Linked DNA regions of Homo sapiens: all the other regions are linked to region 1. The links are chromatin contacts, found by Hi-C or POLR2A ChIA-PET in ENCODE. All regions are on one chromosome and are shown on one strand. Each heading gives the region's core, a stretch centred on a gene start or an enhancer-like site at or near the end of the contact. The rest is flanking DNA. Distances are from core to core; before and after follow the strand shown.

Region 1 (2,625 bases), core at 59-2,558:
GGCTGGAGTGCAATGGCGCGATCTCGGCTCACCGCAAGCTCCGCCTCCCAGGTTCAAGCAGTTCTCCTGCCTCAGCCTCCCGAGTAGTTGGGATTACAGGCATGCACCACCACGCCCGGCTAATTTTGTATTTTTAGTAGCGACAGGGTTTCTTCATGTTAAGGCTGGTCTCGAACTCCTGACCTCAGGTGATCCGCCTGCCTCAGCCTCCCAAATTGCTGGGATTACAGGCGTGAGCCACTGCACCCAGCCAGATGGATTTCAATTCTCCTAAAAACGAAGCATAAGAGAAATTCCAGGCTCTGATTAAGCTAGCTCCCCAGACTCCAGGGGAATCTTGAAAACTGATTGTACAAAATAATTATTATTGACTCCTGACCCAGCTTACAACTAAGGGTTAAGAGAGAAAATCTCAGAAATGGAGATCTAGAACAACTGAATCCAGACAAGCAGGAGTTAGAGATGGTGGTGATGGCTGGAAGAAGAAATTGTTTATGGTGAGTATTGAGGGGGACCCCTGGAGGACACTGTGCAGAACATTCTGTTAAGAAGAGGTTTCTGTTTAAGTGCTGCACACTAACCAACTGTACCACTGAAACTCCAAGGAAGAGTTTTCTGAGCTCTTTATTTCATAAGTGTGTTCCCGGGGAGGGTGGGGGAGATGGCTGAGCAAGAGATGAACCGTATCTCCACAGGGCAGTTCTTCTTGTCTGAGTCTATTTATAAAGTCTAGAAGACTATGATTGCTCTTTCAGTGAAGCCACTTTTTCCACAGCGCTTCACCACAAAAAACGTTTAGCTAATTGGAGAAACTCAGCGCCAATAGAAGGGCCAATTTTCAGGCAAATGGACCAAAACCCACTGGTAGACCACTGCTATGATTTCCTTTTAATGTATTTTCTTTCTGGGATCCATCCACTTTGGAACAAAGACCACATCATCCCCTGTGCCCAGCGAGCTCAACTCCGTCCAGTTCTTTTCTGTGAAAGAGCCCAAGTGACGCGAGGGGCTGGCCTCCAGCTTTCCCCAGCCCCTCCCTGTGTCTTTCATTCATCATGAGCAATGACTCCCCTCAAAATTAAGAGAATCTCAAATGGAACCCCAGAACGGAGTCCAGAGTAAACCTGAACATTGACCTGGCATGACGGCTGCCCTCAGTGCTCAGCTAGACATAGCAAACTGTCATCAGTTCTGAAGCAGAACAGGATCACCTTCACAGCAAGTCAGATGCCAGCAGCTCCCTGGCTGCAGGAGGCTGGACCCAGGCCCTCAGTCCTCCCTGGGCTGTGTGCCCTGACAGTTGGGCAAGGCATGACATGGCAGAAGCAGCAAAGGAGAGTCTGGGACCGGTTTATTCCCTGACTTACTCCTACCGAGAGAAACCTGTCAATGAGAAGCAACTTTGGGGAACTGGAGACCAGGGGTTTAATGTTACTTTTGAAAGATGCCTGAAATGTTTTTACAACCAGATAGAGCAGATCATTTACACTGCCTCTAATCCTTTTCCCAAGCAGACTGACACAGCACAAATTGTCATTCAACATATTAAATCACATTCTATTAAGAGAGTTCTCTCTTCCTTCCTGCCAAACAGTGGCAATTTGAACCCTCAAGTGAAAATAACATTGGTAGAAGGGAATGTTGACACAGCCTGATCAAAGGAGAAGACACTTCACCCTACTTTCCAAGTGTATAGAGTTCCTTCCTCCTTCACTGTTCAGGAATGAGCTTACCTACTTGAGAGAATCACTGAATTTGAGGGAGAATAAATCATCAGGTACACAAACATTAAATACTCACAACCATTTCTGAAACTTTAGTTAACCAAAAATCAAATTAGCATTTTTTAACTACTATGAAAATAATAAAACTTAAAAAATATTCTATGTTCAACAACTTCTGGAATGAATGCATATATATATACATATATATATACATATATATACACATATATATACATATATACATATATATACACATATATATATGAAAAATGCATATACATTTTTCCTTATACATTTTTCCTATATACTTACATATCTATATTTATACACCTAAAATATATATATATATATATATATATATATATATATATATTAGAGAGAGGGTCTCCCTATGTTGTCCAGCTTGGTCTCGGACTTCTAGGTTCAAGTGATTCTCCTGTCTTGACTTCTCAAAGTGTTCGGATTACAAGTATGAGCCACCACCCCTGGCTGGGAATAAAGATTTTAAATCCCACAAAGCTAACTTAAAATTGAGAATTAAAGTCAGATACACTCATTATTTTTCACCTATCATTTCTTCTGAGTGATCACACAATCTCTTCCCTTAGGTGTTACCCTTTAACAGGCATCTACAAACAGACAAATCACCTCTGGGTAAAAAGGTTGTTCCAGTGAGTGAACAAAAATGGTACCAAAGGATTTATGAACAGACTCTAAGACACTCTGGAAAATGAACTACCGCCGATTAGAAGAGAAAATGACTTCCTTGCAGCATCCTCAGATTTAACTCCCACAAGGTACTTGCCAAACCCCTCCTCTCCTGATTCTTTTCTCCTTTCTCAGAGCTGTCTGCAGCCATCAATTTTGCATTTCGCCATCATATACTGGTTTTATAACCTGG
Region 2 (2,625 bases), core at 80-2,579, 130 kb before region 1:
GAATTTCAATCCTGGTTTGATGGTTTGTAGTGAACTTTGAACCTCATTAGGTTTAAGGTAAAAGAAAATTAGGATGAGTTGACTTACAGTAAAGGAGGGACAAATAAGCCCCCGAGACAAATGTAAAAACACAAAGAATAAGAGGTAATAGAAAGAAAAGAAAACCAAGAATGAAGCAAACCCGACACGAGTAGGTTAAGATGAAAGGTTTAGTTGAGGAGCTTAGTGCAGTAAACTCCCAGGGATTATCAACTAAATTATTATTGGATTCCATAGTTTCTAGAATACATGTAATCCAAGGTCAGAGTCAGGAATCTGTACTGATTTCAGGTGGGAGGAACACCTGTCTTCCCAGGAACTTCAAGATTGACAGGAAGCCTCAGCCCTTGTCTGGGTGGCCACTTGAGTAGAGTGGAAATAAGCAGTGCTGTGTTTAAGACCGTGAACACAAAGACAGTGGTGTAGCTCCACCTCTGGGAAATAGAGAAGCCTTCCAGCTGAAAAAAGAGAGCATTATCAGGCAGGACCTATAAGGCAGCAATACTGGGTCCCTGACCTGTTAGGAACTGGGCCGCACAGCAGGAGGTGAGTGATGGGCAAGTGCCGCCTTCTGTCAGATCAGCAGCCACATTAGATTCTCATAGGAGCACGAACCCTATTGTGAACTGCACATTCAAGGGATCTGGGTTGTGCATTTCTTATGAGAATATAATGCCCGATGATCTGAGGTGGAACAGTTTCATCCCAAAACCATCCTCCCCATCGCTGTCCAAGGAAAAAATGTCCTCCACAAAACCAGTCCCTGGTGCCCAAAAGGTTGGGAACCACTGCTATAAGGCATTCATCCCTGATAAAAATGTGTGCCTAGATAACTGGGGAGTGTGAAGCTGCACTCGTGATTGAAGTAACTCTGTAGAGCTCATACCTGGAAATTCCTTCACATTGCAGTCATGTTTAATTGTGCACTTAAATTGGCATGGAATAGGGAAAGAGGTGCAACTTTCAAAGATGAGACATAGACCATAAACCTAGGGGTGTGGACCTTTTTACCTCCAGGTGGTGTCAGCAGGAAGTCGACGCTTGGGGACCAGTAGCAGCAACACAGCTGAAGGAAGTGTGCATTTAGGGGAAGCCCTGTTCTGTCACAGGAACAAATATTCTTTTTAACGGATGGCTAGTAAGGAAGCCTGTTGTGGAAATCCCAGTTTGAATTTTGATTTGAGTGTGAATGTTGAGATCAACCAGTCATTACTCATTTTTTTATGAGTGTAATAACATTCAGGATATGTGCTTGTCAGTCAGTACATACACCCTTTGGGTGTGGCAGGGTACTTGGCCATGTCTTGTGATAATAAACCTGATATTATGATTACACTAAACTTTGGATATTTCTCTAGTGGACTGTGTACTTGTGCTTGTGTTTCTTGTAAATTATGTTTGTAGATTAAAAGTGTGGCCCTACTACTAAGACTTTGGCGTCTAGGAAACTAAATGTAAGTTTTAAATAAACATATTTAAAACATATTCCAATCTCTTACAATACCCATGACATATTTATGGAATATTTTTATAGAATTCACCCATCTATAAAGCATGGGGGTAGGAAGTGAATGCTCCATCGAAGGGGAGTGGCCAGTCCAGGTCGAGCTGTTTGTTGCCATGCCAAAGGGAGTGGCCAGTTTCAGGCCTAGGCCTATTTGTTGCAGGTATTGCCAGATTCAAAAAAAATTTTTTTTCAAGCAGTGTCAGAAGTGCAAATGTTTGTGTGAAATATGCTAAATTTTGAAAGATGAAAATGAATTTTTTTATTATGCTGAGTTCACTTTTGAGTTTATGACTTCTGTTATTAAGGAAACTAACTTTAGGAGCATAATGAATTAGCATGCTTCTTATTTCAGTTTTCATTTGATTGTTTTTTATATACCCAAGATATTTCATGATCTTTCTAGTTCACTATTCTTGCTTTAACAACTTCCTTAGTATAGACCAGTGAATCTCAACCAGGGGTGATTTTACCCCTGGAAGGGACATTTGGCAAAGTCTGGAAATATTTTTTATTGTCACAATTGGAGGTTGGGGATTGCTACTGGCATCTTTTGGGTAGAGGGCCAGGAATGCTGCTAACACTGTACAATACACAGGACCATTTCTACACAAAGAATTATCCACCCCAAAATGTCAATGAAGTTGAGAAACCATGGTGTAGACCGAATTTTTAATATCTGTCCTTTCCCTCCCTCCCTCTCTTCCTTCCTGTTAACAAATAATCTTTTCTCAGTTTCTCTCTTTCTCCTGCTTTCTGTAATCTCATTCAGAACCTTTAGGTTGATAGTTCTCAATTCTAAAGTGCAGGAAAAATCACATGGGAAGTTTGTTAAAAATGAAGACTCCCAGCCTCCACTTGTAGATACTCTGCCATGTGTACTTTGGGCAGCCCAAGATTCTGCATCTTGAGTAAGCCCTGAGGCGATTATAAGGAAGATCACCCATTGACCAGAGTTTGAGAAGAAATATGATCATCTCTGTTTTCATAGTCTTTGGCTTTATGTGTTTCATCATTGTTTAGATCTTTTATCATTTGAATTTCTCAGTTATATCCCATTACTTTTATTAAGCCCTTAAAAT
Region 3 (2,625 bases), core at 89-2,588, 100 kb after region 1:
GCAGGAAATGGGTTACGACGAATGATATTGAGCCATCAATATCAATTTGCCTGGTTTTCTACACACCTACTATGCAAAGGAGAAAGTAAGAGGTTCATGGAAAAGACTATTTCTCCCTCACTCCACGATGATGTCTTAACTAAGACCAAAAAAAACCTCGTTGTTTCAGGGTTTTTTCCCTCCCTTATACTGTATTTGTCTTCATAGAGAAGGCAACATCTTGTTAGCATTTCCTTTTTAAAAACACTAAAAAGAAAAACCTGTCAAAATGGTACCACCACATTAAGTCGTGCATGCTACTTAAAAAGTTTTAGGCTTGGGATGATGAAGGGTGGATGACAACTCAATGTTGGGCTGAAACTTTCTGAAGATAAAGTAAAACAGGAAGTGATGGTTATTTCACAGGCATAGCATCATACATATGAGGTCAATTACTCAAAGGTCTGAAGACTTTTAAAGCACTTCAACATTTCTTGATTACAGCAACTGACAGCAATATGCAATAAACTACAACAATGGCAATTGACACTGATTACATTTTGATCAGTTCCTACAATTCTGAACTCATTTGTTACTGAGCTTGTCAGACAAGCCACAGATACATTCAAGAAATCAAATTAAGCCCCCTGATTAAAGGTGCAATCCTTTATAACTAGGACTAAATAATTCTGTTCTAAAGACTTTGCCAACCAATTACTTCAGTAACTGAATATTCTCTCTCTCATTAAATCAATTATTTAAATCTCGTTTTAACATACAAGTCAGATAACATTTTCAATCAACTTGCTACCAGCAAACCACCTTTTTAAAATCCAAGAGGCTTCTAAAGGAAATCTTTTATTTCCAGCTTTCTACCAAATTATGATTCCGTATTTTGAGAATCATATTCTGTCTATGGAAAAATAAGCCATCATTCTAAATTCATGGAATAAAAAGCAGCTGTCACATCAGAAGCAAATGACTACACAGTGTCTATGTTACTAATTCTCTCTTAAATTTTCACTGTTTTCAAATAGCTCAATCATCCCTAGCAGTCCTTTAGAATCAGTGAATGCACTGGGACTAGGCAGAATTTAATAATTATTTGGGATTCAAATGTGAAAATACATTTGGAGGGTTCATTCAGAATACATGTTCTACCATAAGAAAGATAAAAACAATTTGCTTCCTTTCTGACCAAGGAAGGACACTTTATGGGTTTGTTAAAAATCTAAACTAACAAGCACAGATAAAAAGAGTTGACTTTTTATTTGGGTGAATGTTTCACGCTTACGTAACCACTGGTCATTTTTTTGAAACTGAAAATCTGCAGTCCAACCTAAATGCAAAGTGCAATTTTATGCAGCTGCTAGCACCCTACTCAACACTGACTTAGGTCCAATTTTAAAGTACTTGAAAAAGCACAGTGAATGGATGAATTTTGAAAATATGTTTTATACTTTTCAGCTACGTTAGTTCACTTTTTTCCCCAATCTATGCAACAAAGCTGTCCTACAAAGGAAACAAGGTAATGGTTTTCAAGTAAAACTCTTCTCATTTCTTGTTTTCTGTGGTTTTATGTGTGAAAATAAGGTCATCCAGCCCTTCTTGCAAATCAGATTTAGAATTAACCACTGAGCTCACCAGACCACACAAACTACTACCACATTTTCTCACAATTTCCTCTTCTTCCACTCTGATGTTTTAAACTAAAGTAGGGAAGAAGGAAGAATGTATAACAATTCTACCTCGTATCAGTTCTAATCTACCATGAACTATTGTAATTGATATTTTACATTCTCACTCCATTTACTAAAAAACCATGACTCACCTAAAGACAACTCATCTGATATTTCTCCCTGCCTTTCCAAACTGTGCTAAGTTTCTACTTTACAAAAACAATAACAACTTCTACCAAATCTGTGCGCCCTGTCTTAGAGGCTGCAAAGGGGAAGAAAAAGGCAGGCATCTGCTTATATGGGCATGTTCTTTCAGCAGCTTAAGAAGCTTGGTCCAGGGAAAGGCTTAGAGGCTGCTGGAAATCCAGCGGATAGCTGCCTTAGGCTCCCAGAGGGGAAGACAACTAAGAATACCCTCTCATCACCGGATGGAGGAAGGCAGCTGCCTGCTCCTTTACCTGGCCTCGAGGAGAATAACTGCCTCTCTATTTAGACAGTTTTCTATGGTCAATGTCATTGCTATTTCATGCCAGCTGGGAATTAGGGGAGAAGGAAAGAAGGGGGAGAGAATAAAGAGGATAAGGAGGGAACAAAGGGGCAGGAGAAGGAGGACGGAGAGAAGGATAGTGGAAAGAAACATTTTGCTATTTTAATATGAAATATGAAGGGAAAAAACATACCAGAAAAAAGAGACAAGTGAAAAAACATGCAAGAGATTAAGCATATACCCTTTTAGAAATCATTATAAACTTTTACATGAGTATTTAAATAAGACTTAAAACACTTTAACAAACAATACAAAGTACTTTGTGTAAAAATGGCAATAAAAAATTCTAAAGTAAATAATTAGCTCTCAAGAACTACAGAGAATTGGATAAATGGCAGCTCTCCTCAAAAAATAGTACATGGCTTGGGACTGTTTCTCAAATACTTAAAAATTAAATTATTTCCCATTTCTACAAAGACA

What was found. Hi-C counts contacts between places; a loop is a spot of excess contacts on that map. ChIA-PET counts read pairs that join two places held with the same protein, here RNA polymerase II (POLR2A). Pooled maps may share reads with other maps.
Region 2: a loop to region 1 is called in a map of CD8-positive, alpha-beta T cell, with 2.5 times the contacts of the local background. The contact joins two enhancer-like sites. A Hi-C loop is called at or near these places in 1 of 168 maps with a recorded cell type or tissue (CD8-positive, alpha-beta T cell) and 7 of 50 pooled maps. POLR2A ChIA-PET finds 5 or more read pairs at or near these places in 1 of 52 experiments (activated naive CD4-positive, alpha-beta T cell).
Region 3: a loop to region 1 is called in a map with no recorded cell type, with 8 times the contacts of the local background. The contact joins two enhancer-like sites. A Hi-C loop is called at or near these places in 4 of 168 maps with a recorded cell type or tissue (CD4-positive, alpha-beta memory T cell, GM12878, colonic mucosa and 1 more), 29 of 37 single-sample maps with no recorded cell type and 13 of 50 pooled maps. POLR2A ChIA-PET finds 5 or more read pairs at or near these places in 6 of 52 experiments (CD4-positive, alpha-beta memory T cell, CD8-positive, alpha-beta T cell, T-cell and 3 more).

The regions. Positions count from the first base shown.
Region 1 is chr4:148,043,087-148,045,711 of GRCh38, reverse strand. All of the region lies in intron 19 of ARHGAP10 (Rho GTPase activating protein 10), which reads right to left. Among named protein-coding and RNA genes, the nearest start is that of MIR4799, 260 kb to the right of the region's middle. Within about 2 kb of position 1,308, at least 5 of the 41 ENCODE cell types and tissues checked have a DNase peak (open chromatin) inside an H3K27ac peak, as active enhancers do.
Region 2 is chr4:148,169,620-148,172,244 of GRCh38, reverse strand. All of the region lies in intron 4 of NR3C2 (nuclear receptor subfamily 3 group C member 2), which reads left to right. Among named protein-coding and RNA genes, the nearest start is that of NR3C2, 270 kb to the left of the region's middle. Within about 2 kb of position 1,329, at least 3 of the 41 ENCODE cell types and tissues checked have a DNase peak (open chromatin) inside an H3K27ac peak, as active enhancers do.
Region 3 is chr4:147,942,229-147,944,853 of GRCh38, reverse strand. The region is part of intron 14 of ARHGAP10 (Rho GTPase activating protein 10); the gene reads right to left. Among named protein-coding and RNA genes, the nearest start is that of MIR4799, 160 kb to the right of the region's middle. Within about 2 kb of position 1,338, at least 2 of the 41 ENCODE cell types and tissues checked have a DNase peak (open chromatin) inside an H3K27ac peak, as active enhancers do.